Linked DNA regions of Mus musculus: region 1 is linked to region 2. Evidence: chromatin loops called from intact Hi-C (ENCODE). Cell type or tissue: gastrocnemius. All regions are shown on one strand. Each heading gives the region's core, and the rest is flanking DNA. Links, peaks and the distances in the headings are about the cores only.

Region 1 (8,562 bases), core at 283-8,282, 53 kb after region 2:
CCTCGTAAACTCATGTGAGATCGTGGGGATGCAGAGGGAAGGTTGACCTTCCTCTAAGAGGTTATCCTGTATGACCTCTTTCCTTCCAGATCAGTGGCTCACAAACAGTAGTGATTTATTTTGCCCTGCCGGTGGAAATGTAGTCCTACCTGGAGACATTTGTTTTCACAGTTTGGGGGATGGCGATTGCTGCTAGCATCTCAAGCAGAAATCACCAATGTGACTTCATCCTTTAAAATATAGAATAGTTCCCACAACAAAGAATTACATAGCTCAAAATGTCAATATGATCAAGTATGAGAAACTTCATTCTAAATAATGTCTTAGAAACTGAAGAATGTAACCTGTTCAAGTGAAATTTTGTTATCATCAATATTTTTGAAAGGTGGAATGGAACATATCAGAGCCAATACATGCAATAATGGTAAATATTGGTTTAAAAGCTGTGTGTACGTGTGTATGTATGTGAGTATGTATGTATGCGTGTGTGTGCATTTGTACATACATATGTGTATGTGTGTATGTGCATGTGAGTATGTGTATTGTGTGTGAGTGTGTCCTAATGGTGCTTAAACTGAACTGCAGTTACGTTGGTTTTTTTTTTTAAGATCTATTTATTTGTGTATGTGAGTACACTGTAGCTGTCTTCACTCATAGCAGAAGACGGTATTGGATCCCATTACAGATGGTTGTGAGCCACCATGTAGTTGCTGGGAATTGAACTCAGGACCTCTGGAAGAGCAGTCAGTGCTTTTAACCTCTGAGACATCTCTCTAGCCCCCATTTGTTCTTTTTTAAAAATTATTTCTTAATGTGTATGTAAGATTCATGCATGCTAGTTGAGTATTCTATCACTGATATTAGTTTTACTTCTTCCAAGTAAGTTTGGAAATCACTGGGTTTGCTTAGTATCTTTTGAACTTTGGTTTATATTTGAAATGCCAGAGGATCCTGGTTGAGTGCAGCTAAGTCTAAGGCTAATACCATGCAGCTTCTACAATATCTCATTGATGATATGCTGGGGACCACTGACTATAGTCGGAGTGCCAGGAACTTGGAGATAATATTTTATAACCTATCATTAAGGACAAAATTAGAGAGTGGTATGGTGGTTCATATCTGTGGCAGAGACAGAAGAATTGCTGCAACTTAGAGGCCAGCCTGGTCTATGTAAGTTTCTGCTAGGGTAACACCAAACAACCCGCCCCACCCCAAAACCCCAAAGAATAACAAAATGCAGCAAGCTTTGAGTAAAAACTCTGGCTTAGGGCCTAGTAGTTGAAACCTTGAAAAAGTAGCCTTAGCCTTTATGGAGCAGAGACAGAAATAGTTTACTGGTTAATCAATGAGAAATATTAACAGTATATCTTATCTACTCTAACAGAATGTGATGATATTTGTTCCACAGAATGTACCTTGGATATTCCATGTGTTTGTGTGTGCATGTGTATGAACATGTGTGTGTGTGTGTGTGTGTGTGTGTGTGTGTGTGTATGTACATGCACAGTTGTGCATGAGTAACATGCTTAGGAATGTAACTTCCAGCTTCCATGGCACTAGTCTGCCATAAGAAAATTAGAGAAACCTTTTCTAAGACTCAAAAGTATTGTGCAGGTCAGGTTAACACGGATACTGTGACCCTAATGTAACAGAGAAATCATTCTAACTTCTTAGGATGATTAATAGAACATTCTCCTCTGGAAAAGAAAACAAATTAACTGTCTTTACCAAATGTCTCCTGGAATAGAGAAAGCTGTTCTCATAAAGACAATCAGTTAAACCCTTGGTAGCACACGGGCTCCAGAGAAAAAGAAAGGTTGGTTTTATAGAAGATTTATTTGCCCTAGAGTAAGCAAGATTTATTTAAATGGATGGATAGCCTTGGAAGGAAGTAGCTGGACCTAGAAAACCTATTTCAAGATATGTTACTGCAGTGTAAATCTGTCAGTGTGCTAGCAAGGAAAAAAAAAACCACTCAATTCCCCTTGAAGAGAGATCTCCCATTTTATATAATTAATCTGAATCTAGAAATGGTCTCCTATCTTTTCTTTGTCCAAGCCTGCTTAAACCTCAAGCCACCCAGCACAGAGAAAAGAATGCCCATGTCCAGGTGGGATAGAAATGTGCCTGTGAGGCTGGGCTGTAGGTAGTGGTAAAGTACTTGCCTCACACATACAAGGCTCTGGGCACCATCCCCAGAACAAAAAATAAATAACTTTCTATAGCTAAGATTCCAATTTCAAAGGAATTAATAACTATTATTTTATGTTATTGTCTATTGTGGAGGTCCCAGAGTAAGAGGTGACTTATATTTGCATAGCAATTAATTGCAACAGGAAACTAGAGGCATCAAAACATCCTCCAATCTTCTCCTTTCACCCCCATCTTAGTAAAGCTTACTTCTATCATCTTAAAAAAAAAATCTACCAGCAGAAGCTTATTCCATTGGCTAAAGACCTGGCCCAGACTACACACATGGCAAGAAGGGAAGTGAATACAACCAAATCTGTGCAAAGCACAAGTCCATAACGGGAGGTAAGCTCCAAGCCACTGAGTCTTTGGGTGGCTGGGAGGGTAGATAATTTGAAGATGAGCTGGATTGGTTTATAATTTAAATATGTGTAGTTAGTATTCTTTTTAAGCAATTATAACTCATTTCCTTTAAAGATAGAATGCATATGTCACGTTCTGTTTTTTGTATAGCACATATTACATGCATAGTCACACATTTACCTGTTGTATGTCTCTGTGTAACAGGAAAAATTAATTCCTAAGGAGAGAGGCATGTATAAAAACTCTCTTCTCATTCCTTCTCCTCTGCCTACTCCTGTATCCTTTCTGTCTCTTCTAAGTCCTGTCTCAGATCAAAATTTTAATACCAGAATTTATTTTGGGGCTCAAAGCCCCAAGTAGTGAAAGAATCAACTGTGTACCCTTCCTTGACTGGGCGGTTAGTCGACTTTCCAGTTTGTACATATATAGTCCCCTAGAGATGGAAGCGATAAGGTTACAGTTCAATTTAAATATGATCTGAAAGTATAAAAAAGTACAGCATCAGACTGACACAGACACTTCATTTTAGGTTGATAACATCAGCAACAACCTGAGAATTAACTCAGAAGTCTTCCTAATGGTATATATGTGCACATGTATGTCAAATTTGCCAAGCCCATGCTTCAGTCAAGCAGTCACAATAACTTAAGAAATACCGGAACACAGGGCAGGAAGGGGACTCACATGCTTGCTATTATGCAAGTGAGCTCAACCCCAGAAGCCACATGAAAAGGCTACGTATGCTGTTACTGATTTGTGTGATTCCAATAGTGGGGAGGGAAAAGGGGTGAGGATAACGGAGGCTCAAGGCTCACTGGCTAACAGTCTGGCTGAGCTGGAGAGCTGCAGGGTCAGCAGAGACCACATCTTAAAGAGTAAGAGGTGAGCCATTGTGGAAGATATCAAATACTGACCCGTGGTCTCTACACATGTGCACATACACATGCTGATCCCCTCCGCACAGATTCATTCATCCAGGCCAGGTGTAAGTATGTGTCCCATAAAACAGCCCTGTTCTCCTTACCTGGCTGACTTGGAAGGTGGCCTTTGCAGTTCTCTTTCAGTTTGCCTACCCTGCACCCCCACTTTGAAAACTAGCTTCAGAGATTCTCCTTATATGCAGAGAACAGCTTTTAAAAAAACCTGGTTTCTGCTAAGTTACTAATTATGCTTAAAAGAACTACTTGGTTGAATTCAGCTTGATTTTTTTCTTCTCAACAAATGAGTTCTATGTTTAGATGGTAATAAACCCCTCGAGTCTGCAAAGCAATTGGCACGGTGGTCCCTCTACCAAGTCAGGAGCGTGGAAAGAGGGCCAGTGCTAGCTGAGAGGAAATGTATGTGACATCACACCCTTGCCCACACATGTTGCTTGGCATGGGACCCTGGTTCTCACAAACTTCTTACAAAGAGTATTAGGGGACAAGTGGGAAGGTCTGAATACAGACAGCATATTAGGTGAACACTTATTGGCATGGAACTCAGAGACTGTCAACTGAAACAGCAATTCTTGCTTACTTCTTTTGGAAAAACACACACAATGAATCTAATTAGGAAAAAATTAAAAGAATAAATATCCAGTTCACCATTCTTGGGTTTTGGGAACATGACATCTCAATGTTCTTAGTTTTGCTTGGCTGTGTTTCCAAAATGTTTACAGTATACACATCGTGTATTCTAACAATTAGTTCTAACAATTAGGAGTTATCTATTACCCCTCTTTCTCAGGTCCCTGTTAAAACAACCTTCCTGGAGGCCGAGTTCTGTTTTTCTAATTGGCCACAGGTTTGTCAGGGCTTGATGCCAGCTCATTTCTGAATCACCTGAGTGAACAAGATTTGCCAGATGGTGCTCCCGACACAATGATAAAGTTTGCTCCAGGTTGGGGATGCAACTCAGCGGTAGGGCACTTGCCCAATGCGTACAAGGCTCTAGTTCAAAGGCTGGCATCCACCAGAAGTTGAATTTTAAACTATTACAAGTCTGTTTGTTTACCCAGGGGTGGGGGTGGGGGCAAAGGGTGGAGTTTGGGGTGGGAATAGGGGTTGAGGGTAAGGGGACCTGACAGACTAGGCTGAGCTTAGAGAAGCAACTAGAGGCTTCTATTCCATTCTGGCTTAATTCTAACTATCATTCTTAACACTGCTCTGGCTGCTTCTGAAATATGTTTTAGCAAAAGTAAGAGAAAACCAGGCTACCAAACAAGGAGGAATATAAGCAAGCTTGAGGTTACCACCTTAAGCACCAGAGAGGTGCTCACAGTCCTCAGAACAGGTATGGAGTTTCATTTAGCAAGACAAACCAGTCTTGAAAGGGCTTTCGTTCCAGTGTTAAGATGAGAATAAGGAGGGAGGTAGCTAACACTTACCGGATGAGTCCTTAGTTGCCGATGCTGCGCCTGGCGGTGACATCTCACTCTCCTAACAACGAAATGCCCGAAATGCCCCGAGGAAGGTCCTCTTATTATCATCCCTGTTACCTAGATGAATCAGCCAAGGCTCCAAGAGATTAAAAACCTCTAATGTCATGCAGATCTGATCTGATGGTCTAGGAGCAGTGCCTGTCATCATCACATTGGAAGTCCAGATACTGGGTATTCAAGGCGGCTACTGCTAAAGCAGAGAGAACTCAGGCTCCCAGGGTTTAGGATGGCACACTCTGTCCTGGAGACCTGCTCACCTTTCCCTGCTGCCTGCTTTCAGAGCAGCTCCCTCACCTGGAAGTTGGTGGCCTACCTTACAGATTTAGTAACACAACGTTCTCCTTGGATCCCATCTTCAGTCCTTACTTCCTGCAGCGGCGTGGTTCCTATTTTGATTGACATACATTCACGCACCAGGCCCTTATAATTTAATACGGCTATTAAAACAAGGTCATCAGTAGATTCGTATATAAAGCCAGGAAGCATATTTTAATAGGCAGAGGGTTCATGTTTCAAATTACCGTTTTAGAGGAAAATATTCACACCCAATTATTGTGCTGCCACGTAAAGTGAACAAATACTCGATTTGAAAATGGAACAGCAAATGGGAATCTGTGCAAGGCGGAGAATGCCAGGCGGCAGAGCCCCTGAATCTGTCCACACTGCCTGATTAAGCTCGCACAAGGCTGTGTGATAAGGGGCCTTTTCCTGATCTGATAACTGCCAGGGAGAAGCCAAATGCAGAGTCTATCTGTAAATGCTTAATCCTCCAGAAGGCAGATTAAGTGTATAATTGACCTAGATAATCCATGTATCATCTCTAGTCAAATGTTCCTGGGTCTGGTTCACAGTGACACGGGGCCGGCAGGAGAAAGCTGGAGCGGATGCGGCATTACCAGCAGCGTGGACTCCGGCCAAGTTTGAGATGGCTTTTTAATCATTCATCTTTGAGCCTGCGAGGTTTAAGCAGATGAATTCACCCTAAGCACATCTCTTTTAATCCCGATTTTCTTCTCAGTCTGTATCTTCAAGAAGTACAAGGAGGAAAGAAAATAAATTAATTTTTGCTTAGACCTTGAAATCTTAGGTGCTTCTCTTGATCTGATGTCTAATTTCAGAAAGCACCTTTCTTTCTTTCTCTCTCTCTCCCTTCCTTCCTTCTCTTCCTTCCTTCTCTCTCTTTCTTTCTTCCTTTCTTTCTTCCTTTCTCCCTTTCTTCCTTTCTCTCTCTCTCTCTCTCTCTCTCTCTCTCTCTCTCTCTCTCGCCTTTGTTTTGTTTTGTTTTGTTTTGTTTTGAGGGAGATGCTGAACTAATCACCAAAGGCGGAGGAAAGGCAAGCTATTACTCCAGCCTGAGCATCCTCCCTTAGCTGCTACTTTCAGAACACAAAGCTTATTGTGATCTCTGCTTTTTATTTTCTTTATAAAGCATCGATAATTGACAAGGAGGCAAAGCTTCCTCTCGAATCTTAGACTAATGCAATTTTCCTCTAAAAATTTAGCTCCTCTGAAATGATTTTAATCCACTGCTACACTTATTATGATATTCACTTCATTTAAATGTCTGAATATTTTGTGTCTAAATATTAAAATCTTATTTTTCAGCAAGTGAAAACAGTATAATTGTGCTTCATTCTTTTTCCCTGAAAAATAAAAAAAGCAGATAAGAATGTTTGTTTGGCATCTAAAAGTACCATGGGGAATGGTCCTGGGATTCGTCTTCATCAGACTATTATTTTAAATTGATGAAGTCAGTCTTAAAGATATATTATTGAATATATAATGTTGGTACTTTATAGAAAGAATATATAAAGCAACTATGTTACTAAACAGGGAAACTTTCACTGGAAAAAAAATCTGTTTAGGCAGTACTATATCTAAATGCATTTCTCCAAAATCCTACAGAATGCTTGATTTTTTAAAATGGTAGAGATTAATGTGGAAAGTCTGCTCTTAAGTTATATAATAAAGTAAATACACAATTCAGAGCATCACACACAGAGCCCGCACTGCTGCTCTGACAATCTCCCACAAACCCCCGCTCCCAGCCAAAATACAGCGATGAAGCAGAGGAGAAAAAAAGAACAAGCCCAGCTCAGAAATCACCGGCAAGCAACCTTGTTACAACATCAAACAAGCCAATACATGACCAGCTAGAATTCCAAATTTTTCTCACAAACATATATCAAAAGCCATCCAGCCTTCCTGCAAGGGTGCACAAAGTAATAGGGAGGGTGGAAAAAGATACCAAAGAACAAGATCTCAGGGGATTTATCAGGTAAACAAAGCTAAGACTGGAAACACGGAAACACACAACAAGGAGTCTCAGAACATGCTTCTCAAGTGACAGATGCCAGCAGGAAGAGAACCGGAGAGACACGGCAGTCAGAACCAACAACCCCCAAACCGCAAACAATCTCAGAGATCTATATTTTTTCATCATTCAAAATGCTAATTTGCTATTATTCATTTCTGCCATTTATCAAAATGCAACAATTTGGAAGAGAAATATCTCAGATCAACAAGTATTTCTCAATAGTTTTCTGCCAATTGTTTAGGAAGCCATCCCAGGACCCTATCATTAGAGAGCGGGGTAGAGAGCGTTAGTTCACTGTAATAAGAACTGTGGACTGGCAGCTTTCATGAGACCCCTTTTGCTTCGATATTCCCGTTACCAGTTCATCTCACTGGACACAAGAGTTTAACAGAGCATGTATGCAAAGGAGTAAACACCATGCTTGAGGAAACAGAAGCCGAAAATAATCAAACATGTTGGTAATCTGATGATTTGCCGCTAGATTATAGAAAAACAGTAAGTACTGAATTAAATTACCGAAGCTGCATGGTAATGAAGCTTTGGAGAAGCTCTGGGTTTTTAAATGACAAATGTTTTAAATCCATGACAGATTCAATAACTTTTTTTTTTTTTTTTTGTATCACAGTTAGGTTGCTTAGCACCGATAGAATCCGTAAATTAGGGGACCTGGTTATTTGGAGAATAAGGAAGTAAATGGCCAAGAAATTCAAGTCTGAATAAGCTTTTAAAAGAGTGATTTTTTTTTCTCTATATAAGGTTAGGGTGAAATGCATAGAAGAGTTATCATGGTTAGAGTGGCAAAATCATCCACTCAGAGGAGGAGAGTAAAGATTGTATTGGGAAAAGAAAATTGGGGCAATCTGAAATTAAACTCTGTATGTGTAATGTGTGCGTGTGTGTGGTTTCTCAGAGATTTACTGCTGCCATAGATGCTGGCTCAGTGGACTATTACTACTTGTGAATTTTTGAAAACCACTACCTCCCCACCACAAACACCCCAAAACAGAACTTGCTTCTGCAAAGTATATTAGGAATATTTCTTTTAATTATCGGTTCACACTAAAGCCCAGAGGGCTGGAATGTGCTTGTGTTCTCCTAGTTAGGAAGTCCATTTTCCCCATCTGTGCCAGATAAGGCTCCCTTTTAACTTCCAAGTGAAGATTTGATTGCAATTCCCATACAAAGAGCCACTCAAAAGACCATTTGCCTCACAGCCTTCGGCAGGAATACCTTCAAACAAAAATTCCTCCTTGTATTTATACTTTTAAAA
Region 2 (8,562 bases), core at 376-8,375:
GGGAACGGGTGGGGGTGGGGGCCAACAGACAGAGATCTCCAAGGAGAAGTGACAGTGGAAATGGTCTATGATAGACTAATAATCTCATCCTGCCAAACTCTGAAACTGTCCTCAAATTCAGCAATTATGAGTCTGTCTCCTTAATATCCACCACCACACACACAAAGCTGAAACTTCCAGGTATCAAAGCTAGAGTCCTGCCCAACTGGAGAAGAATATTTTCACACCGCCCATTCAATTTAAGACATTCCCACGGGGGATGTAAGTCCACACCCAATGTCCCCCATCTCTATGTAAATGACAAACTTATAGATGACCCTTCTCTCCCACCAAATCTGAAGCAAACCACTCACCCAGCACTGACTGAGATAATATCAGTTCACCTGCATCCTCAAAACCTGAATTTCTATCCCGACTTTCCTGTGGAATCCTGCTTGCCACCAGCCTTGCACCCCAGCCCTTTCCCCACATTGGGCAATTATGGATCTCCGCGGCACCTGAAAGACATGCTGGTTTGAACACTCCATCAGGCTGATAGGCTTCCAAGGACTTTCTAAGAGCCTGCTTTACCATCCCTTCTGCTTTCTGTTAATCTCTCTCTCTCTCTCTCTCTCTCTCTCTCTCTCTCTCTCTCTCTCTCTCTCTCCCATCACAAAGCAGAACTACCTCCACAGAAAGAAAACATTTGGGTAAAAACAAGTTGCCCCTAATGTGCCTTTCTTTCCAAATGTTGGGTGAATACACTGGCTTTCATGAAAGTATTTAATTAGCTTCCACAAACTTCTTCCCTTGCCTGCAGATTATATTGAAGTGGAGGGTTGGAAACTATTTTACACCTTGCCACTCACATGTTAATTAATCTCTATCTAACCCTAATTGCAGTTTATTCAAGCGCCGCTCAACAGCTCACCCACACAATAAACACTGATCCTACTTTTATACATATTACTTCACGTTAACACATTGAGTAATTAGCTCCAGTACCAACTAATAGTGCAAACAAATATTTTCTGTAAACGAGATGATTTCAGGCAGGATAATAGAAGGCTGGGGAAAGTCATGCGTGCTGGAAGGTGTGCTGAGGTCCCCATTCCTTGCCCCCTCCTCCAAATTTATTTTCCCAGGACACACCGATTTTTAAAAGGCCAATTTCCTTTTAGGAAGGCTGAGACAACTATAGAAATTCAACTTTCAGAATTTTAGAGATTTGGTGGAGAGAGGTCTGTGAGATTAGGGGTGACCTTTTTAACCTACAGGTTTTCAGTGTAGGGAGGGTTCCCAAATAACTCCACAAGTGGTCTACTGGAGATATAAGCTGATCTCTCAAAGCATGTTGTTGTGTGCCAGAAAAAAAAAAAACAGTTTTGGGAAACTTCTTACTTTAAAAACCTTTCCTCTAAAACAGTTTCTCAGGAAGGGGTGACTTTCTGGGTTTTCAAATCCCAACAGGCCACAGGCTGCACTGCCAATCCAGGATGGACTGGTGCTAAGAGAGCAAGAGACTGAGAGATGGGCAGCAGACACCTGCCCAAGAGAAGCCTACAAGGAGACATCACTCTCATAGTCCCAGGGACAGAATTCACGGTGGTGGTGGTGGTGTGTGTGGGGCAATCAAGAGACCCACTGTCTATCAAGCACAGCCTTTTGATCAACAGGGTCTTGCCCAGTGGTAGGCCTCAGCTCCAGGTTGGTGCAAAAACAAGACTCTTGCTTCTTTGCCATCTGGTCTTGGCTTCGGACTACTAAGCAAACCAAGTGAAGCCTGAAGTGCCTCTGGATCCCAACACTTCCTGTTTTTCACAACCCAGTCCCGTAGCCCAGCATCTCTCTTGCTCTGTGGGCCCTGTCCTAGCCTGGACCTGTGTAATCTCAGGCCATGTGATACCACACCAGGGCCGAACTATGCAATGCGCACACCACTGAGTGGAGATGTGTGCCCAACTCCAAAGACCGAACACAGTGCTCTAATTGAAATCGCAGGCTTAAGCACAGCTGGCGGCTGCCTATTGATTTTACAGGAGCTTCTTTTGTAGGAAGCATATTAAATATGAGTGGCCACATCGGGGTTTTGCTTGTCTCTCTGCCCCTTCCCTCTGGCCATTATATGGTCACTAACTTGAACCACTGTAATAATGACTTCTGTGTAAGAAAAAAAAATCAGTTCCAGAAATCGCCCACACTTTAAGACAAATTACTTAGCAGATGCCTTCCCGGAATGCAGACAACCTCAGAGGAAAATCCCTTTCTTGTATAGAAGCTCACACGTTCGCACCGCTTCTGGCACCCGGAAAGAAAAGCAGGCATTTTGACTCCCAACTCCGAAAAGGTGCTGCAGTTCTAGCCTAGGTGACTGGTGTCAATTGGTTTTAATTTTTAAAATTATTGTTAATATTATTGCCTACAATGACTGCAAAACATAATAGATCATCATAAGCTATCTCACTCGGGGCAGCACACTGTGTGTGTGTGGGGGGGGGGGCGTCTTAGTTTGGGGAAACGCTGAGCAAATTTGGTGCAGTCACTGTTCCCCTCCCAGATTTATTTAGGGGTGGTTGGGGGAGCAAACCCAAACCTTAAAAATCTTTCAGCGTTTCTCTCCCTATTTCCTCACTCCTCTCTCTTCCCTTCATTCCCTTCCATTTAAAATATGATTTACGTAGGAACCACCTTTAGCCGCTGCTTAAAATTCATTAACTTTTGAAGAGAAATTGATCTGCTATCCTCCTTTCCACCCCAGGAAACATCCTACTGAAAACATTTGAACAGCCTTGCCGGTGCGCGAGGCTGTTCAAGACACAGGGGCCTCCGCTTTTGGTGAGCGTTATTTTCTGTGTGGAGAGACAAAGAGCCTCAGATACCCTGGCCCAACAAGGCAGGGCGCGTGTGCCTGGAGAGCTGTCCGGTTCCAGGTATCGCACAGTCCCAGGCCTAGACTACCAAGATAGATGGGCTGGTTGCGGTCTTTATCTGCTCGCAACCTTTGGGTGCTACGGTGCTGAGCTTGAATAGCACAAAGCCTGGCCCTCTGCACCAAGCAGATGTTTAGCAGCATTCCTAGCTTTCAAGGACTGGCAAATTTCAATGTACCAACAGACAGTTTCACCTTTAGACCAGGAGTCTCCAGGCCTTCAGCCTGAGGCAGATAGTGGGGGTGGGGCGGTGATACAAACCTATATGTGGATTTCCAGGATTCTTCTAACAACTGGGTGATCACAGCGGAGGACACTCTCTTTTCTTCAGAAATCTGAGCAGTGTAGACACTCCTAGGACAGAGGGAATCTCCCCAGAGTGCAGATCTGTAGTCTCTACCCTTGCAGGGTTGATGCACTCTCTTCTCTGCCCTAAATGCATATATAATCACAAACATATATATGCATATCGTATATATGCATATGCATGCATATCGTGTATATGCATGTGTGTGTATATTCTATCGACATTCTAGAAATGGCATTTGATTAGGAATCTAATCCAATACTTGGCACAGCATTTTGTAAGCGGACATGCCATTTTTCCGGGTGACGTGAAGGAGCGTTCCTTTACACCTGAGTTTTCTTAAGACTCAATTTTGGTATGCAATCTGAAAGAAGTTATTTATAAACAGCAACTATAATGTATTTTAAATGCAATATATATGTGCACAAACACATGAAATAAAAAGGCGCTTTGGTGAGTGATGGGCCTAGTGTAGACAGAAGATGTGGATTTGCACCCTGGGAAGATGGCTTAGGATCCTCCCAGTTATTTAACTTGGCAGCTGGTTAAACTCCTTGGTGAAGCCTGCCCAAAAGTATTAGCGTTAAGAACTAAGAGCAGGAGTTAAGCAACTTAAGAGAGCAAAGGGTAAGAGGAAGGGACTTCAGAGTCCCCCAAAGTTCTGTGGTGAACAGAACTGGATAGTGCGTTTCTTAAGGCCCTGAACTGTTGTATTTTCAGCTAGTGTATACCTGGCTACATTGTGTGTGTGTGTGTGTGTGTGTGTGTGTGTGTGTGTGTGTGTGTGTGTGTGTGTGAGAGAGAGAGAGAGAGAGAGAGAGAGAGAGAGAGAGAGAGAGAGAGCCTTTAACAAGAACTCCCTGTGTGCACATTCAAAAAGAAAAGTTCTTTTCGGTCTTTACCTTACCTAGAGGAAACTCAGCCTTTCACTCTGCTGGGAATTTGTGGTCTGGCTTAAGCAGACAGAAATTGGAAATTCCAGAAATGATGAATAGAGCTGCTCCCAGACTGAACCCATTTCTTCCTCCATCAGTGTCCCTGCTACATAGGGTGTGACTACTGGATAACAATGAGCAGATGGACTATTGTACTTAGCCAGATGTAGTACTAAGTGAAGCACCTATGCCATTCAGTTCTCAGAGCATCCGAAGTCAAAACCTTTAATCCTTATCCACCATAAAGATACCAAGGTTGAGATTCCTGGAGGATATGCAACACACACCAATTCACAGAGCTGGTTAAGAGGTTCTTTGCAGAGCTTGGACTCATAAATATCATGCAAAAACAAAACAAAACAAGATAAAACCACCACAACAAAACCAAAGCTAAGCAAATTGGTGCTGCTGGTGGAGTATTACTAGGGATAAACACTGGGGAAGTGTTTGTCAGGGTCTATTAAGGGTGGGTGTTTGTATTAAGTGTGGTCCATCAGTTGCATGCCTACTATGCACCCAACAGAAATGTGTATCTGAAGTCGCTAGGAGGCATGTACTACAAAGGTCCACAGCAGCATAATTGTTTGAAGCCCTAAACTGGCAACTGTGTGACTAACCACTACCAGAGGAACCAGGAGTTTAGTGGTGGCTTATTCACAACATGAAATTGTATACATCTTTGAGAATGACTGGCTACTGAAATATATAATAGCATGGATACAATGTTATGCAAAAGATGTTGGATCTAAACACAAAATATTTTGAAGGAAGCAAAATATGAAGAGAGTTCTTGAGCAAAGTGTTTGCAGGTTTATTCATGTTTATCAAGTAGTGTATTCTGCACTTTCTACTTCTCTCCATATATTTTATACTTAGATATATCTGTTAGATCCACGTATTAGATCCACGTGCTTATCATATTCTTGTGTCTGTTAATAAGTAAATAATCACCATGAATTTGTCTGATTGCTCGCAGCCCCCAATTTCCAAAAGAACACTGTTCCCTTCCTGCCTCTTGACTAATATTTCTTTAATTTCTTCCTCTGGATCAGTTAACTGAACCTTAGGTAAACTCATACAAATGAGTGATATTAAATTTCTACCATGGTTGTCTTTACAGTTGGGTGTTTGACCCATTATTAAGGGAACTACCTGGGTGATCAAGGATGCTAAATCGGGGGATCCACTTAAAGTGTTTCTCCCTTGCTCCTTGCTTCAGCAAAAGATGGCAGCCATGGACTTGAGCTCCCCCTTGCTCAGGGCTTCAGGTGTCAGCTTAGGCTAGGGACTACCTCTGACTTTCCAAAGACTCCGGAAGTTTGCCTTCTGAGGTAGAGGAGCTGGGTGAGTGCAAAAGAACACTGAATAGGGACTTTGTAGGAGCCAACATTAATAGAAAACCTTGACAAATCATTACAGCCCAACTCACTGGAGTTTGGCCCTACACAAGGCCAGAGAAAAGACAGACAGAATCTTGACTTTCTGGCAAGTGACCCAGTTAGCAGAATGAGCAGTTTTGCTCTCGGAAAGGGTGGGGAAGTTTATTTTAGGAAGGAAAAAAAAAAGCTTTGGAAAACAGAAACCAAACAAAGTACTCGATGAACAACCCACTCCTGTAGAGATTTATGGTGGATTCTGTCAGGTGTATGAGCTGCAAGTCTGATGTCATTTCAAAATTGGTATCAGTACTCACCCCCTATAGCACCCAGATGGGGACAAGGAGGCTGTAGTAAGTATAATATTCTCTTCTCCAGAGAAATTCAAAGGCAATAGAATTTATTTATTAGGTAGCCACGCACACTTGTCGGGGAACATTCCACCCTAGAAACACAGGAGTATCACAGGAATGATGCTCACTCACCAAGAGGACATGATCTTCTCCCTTCATAATGGTCTCTGTCATCCAAACAGCTAGCTTTTGTGCCTGAGGAATGAATGATAGGTGTGGCTAGATTGATACAAGACTCTGAAAGGGTGAAGTTGGCCAGGACAGGGCAACTAAAAATTCCCTAGCTGTGAAGAAAAATCATCTAAGAAATGTTTCCATTGAAAGTTACAGGCTTAGAGCTGACATAATCAAAAGCATTTTTTTCAGGCATTTTTTCTACGGAGAGGTAGATTCACCTTTCCTCAGCCCACTGCCTGGCTCTTTTTCTAGAGAAGAAGCCATGTTTTGGTTGGACTTGTGTTTCCTTGGACTAAATGAGAATTTGCACAGAAACCACCATAATAAGTGCTTGTGGTTTTATTATTTATTTATGTATGATTAATTAATTTACATCCCAAATGTTCCCCCACTCCTGGTCCCACCTCAGAGATCCCCCCCCCATCTCCCCTTCTCTTTGCCTCTGAAAGATTACCCCTCCCCTCATCAAGTCTCTACAGGATTAGGACATCCTCTTCCACTAAGGCTAGACAAGGCAGTCCTCTGTTATGCATGTGTGGGGGCAGGGCGGAAGGGGAGGCCTTAGACAAACCCGTGTTTGCTCTTTGGTTGGTGGCTTAGTCTCTGGGAGCTCCCAGAGGGTCCGGGTTAGTTGACACTGTCAGTCTTCTTTTTTGTTTGTTTGTTTTTTGAGAGAGGGTTTCTCTGTGTAGCCCTGGCGGTCCTGGAACTCACAGGCTGGCCTCGAACTCAGAAATCCGCCTGCCTCTGACTCCCGAGTGCTGGGGTTAAAGGCCTGCGCCACCACGCCTGGCGACACTGTCTGTCTTCCTATGGGGTTGCTATACGTCCTTCTGTCCTTCCCATATCTCTTCCATAGGGATCTCCGCCTCAGTCCAGTGCTTGGCTATGAGTATCTGCATCTGTCTCAGTCAGCTGCTGGGTAAAACCTCTCAGGACAGCCATGCTAGGCTCCTGGCTGCAATGTTTGTGTTTTTGTGATCAAGATGACTTGTTTCTCTGATTAAAAATTAATTGGTGATGTTTTTGGAAAAGTAGAGAGAAGAGAATTGAAACTGCACGTATTTTTACTACTCCAAAGTCTCTGAAAGTTCTTTGGTGTCTGTTCTTTCTATGCCTTTAAAAGATTGGCATCAGATGATATGTGCTTTTTCGTTTGACACAGCATGAACATTTTTCTATGTTTTAAATATGCTAATAAGACATTTTTAATGTCTCTAGAAGTTTACTATATGTCTTCTACATGAGTTAAATAGTCCTTTGCTTTTGGATATTTAGGTTATTTATAATTTTTTTTTCTGCAATAGTTCCATCAGGAACATTCTCACACACGAGTTCTATGCATATCTAATTCCTGTAGGATAAATTCCCAGAAGTAGAATTACTATGGTGAGCGATATCTATATTTTAAAAGCCTCAGATACCAACTGACAAGATGCCCTTCATTAAAGGGGTTACATATTTATCCGTGTTCCAACCATCAGGACATGACGATCCTTTCTTACAGAACCTTTATAAACACTCAGCACAATCATTTAAAACATCCTACCAATGTGATAGAAACCAAGCAGCATCGCATCTCATTGCTATTTCTTCCCGTGAGTTCTTGCCCAGGGACGGCTTGGTTGCCAAACCATGAAGATCTTGAAATGATGGTGCAGACCAGGGTGACAGAATAGAGGAAAACATATGGGAAAGGGTGTCCCAGAGAAAGCACAGTTCAGAACAAAGAGGAGACCACAGAGACATTTTATTTTTGACATCCACAAGATTCCAGGTTGCTATATATTTCAAACAGTTCTGGTGACGTGTCTCTAGTCCCTCGCTCACTAGAAATGGGCTGCTGAGTACTCTCCTCCATCCAGACCTTTGGTCCTAGGTCTTGCATGTATGTGCTGATATGTGTCTGAGTGGAGCCTGGTGAACAGGAGTCTCAGGCTGCTGAAGTCAAGATGGGCTGTGCTTCTTCCGGAGGGCGCCCAGCGATATTCCAGTTCAGCCAGACATTTACCAAATGCATTCTGGCTGGCCTGGAGGGGTGCAGTGGTAAGAAAAGCTGGGCTGGTTCAAGCCTCACACCATGGCTGAAAGGAGAACCAGAAAGAACAGGATTGAGAATCGACTCCTGCCCCTACTGCACAGATAGACGAAAGGGTACAAAGAGGAGCTTTCCTACAAGAGCTTGATGTCTTCCTGAATCTGAACTCCTCTCTAGCCAGAGACTGATGTGCTTTAGTGATATGCTTTCAGAATTCTGCCCAATCTCTCCTGCTAGTTACAAAAAAACAGCCAAACTGTATCAACATTCACCAAACAGTAGACAGTAATATAAAGAAGCCACAGTGTCATCCCAACCTAGTCAGAGCCACTCAGGCAATTCCGACTCATCCACACCCACTTTTGGCTCTCTCTTATTCTAACACAAGTTCCACACATGCTACTGTATTAACCAAATGCAGTTTAAGGACTCTTACTTAAAGTATTAGCAGTACTTTCTTTTTCAGA

Evidence for each region. Peaks named below come from ENCODE experiments on the same cell type or tissue, not always from the same donor. Only the 100,000 strongest peaks of a DNase experiment are listed, where the experiment ranks them.
Region 1: a loop joins it to region 2, with 5 times the contacts of the local background. A loop is called at or near these places in 3 of 42 quality-filtered maps.

What each region holds. Positions count from the first base shown.
Region 1 is chr14:12,401,028-12,409,589 of GRCm38, forward strand. The region is part of intron 29 of Cadps (Ca2+-dependent secretion activator); the gene reads right to left. Among named protein-coding and RNA genes, the nearest start is that of Fezf2, 59 kb to the left of the region's middle. In gastrocnemius, for the core only: no CTCF peak of the experiment used is centred there; DNase peaks (open chromatin) are centred at 4,372, 5,637 and 5,875.
Region 2 is chr14:12,347,653-12,356,214 of GRCm38, forward strand. No RefSeq gene overlaps it. Among named protein-coding and RNA genes, the nearest start is that of Fezf2, 6.1 kb to the left of the region's middle. In gastrocnemius, for the core only: no CTCF peak of the experiment used is centred there; no DNase peak of the experiment used is centred there.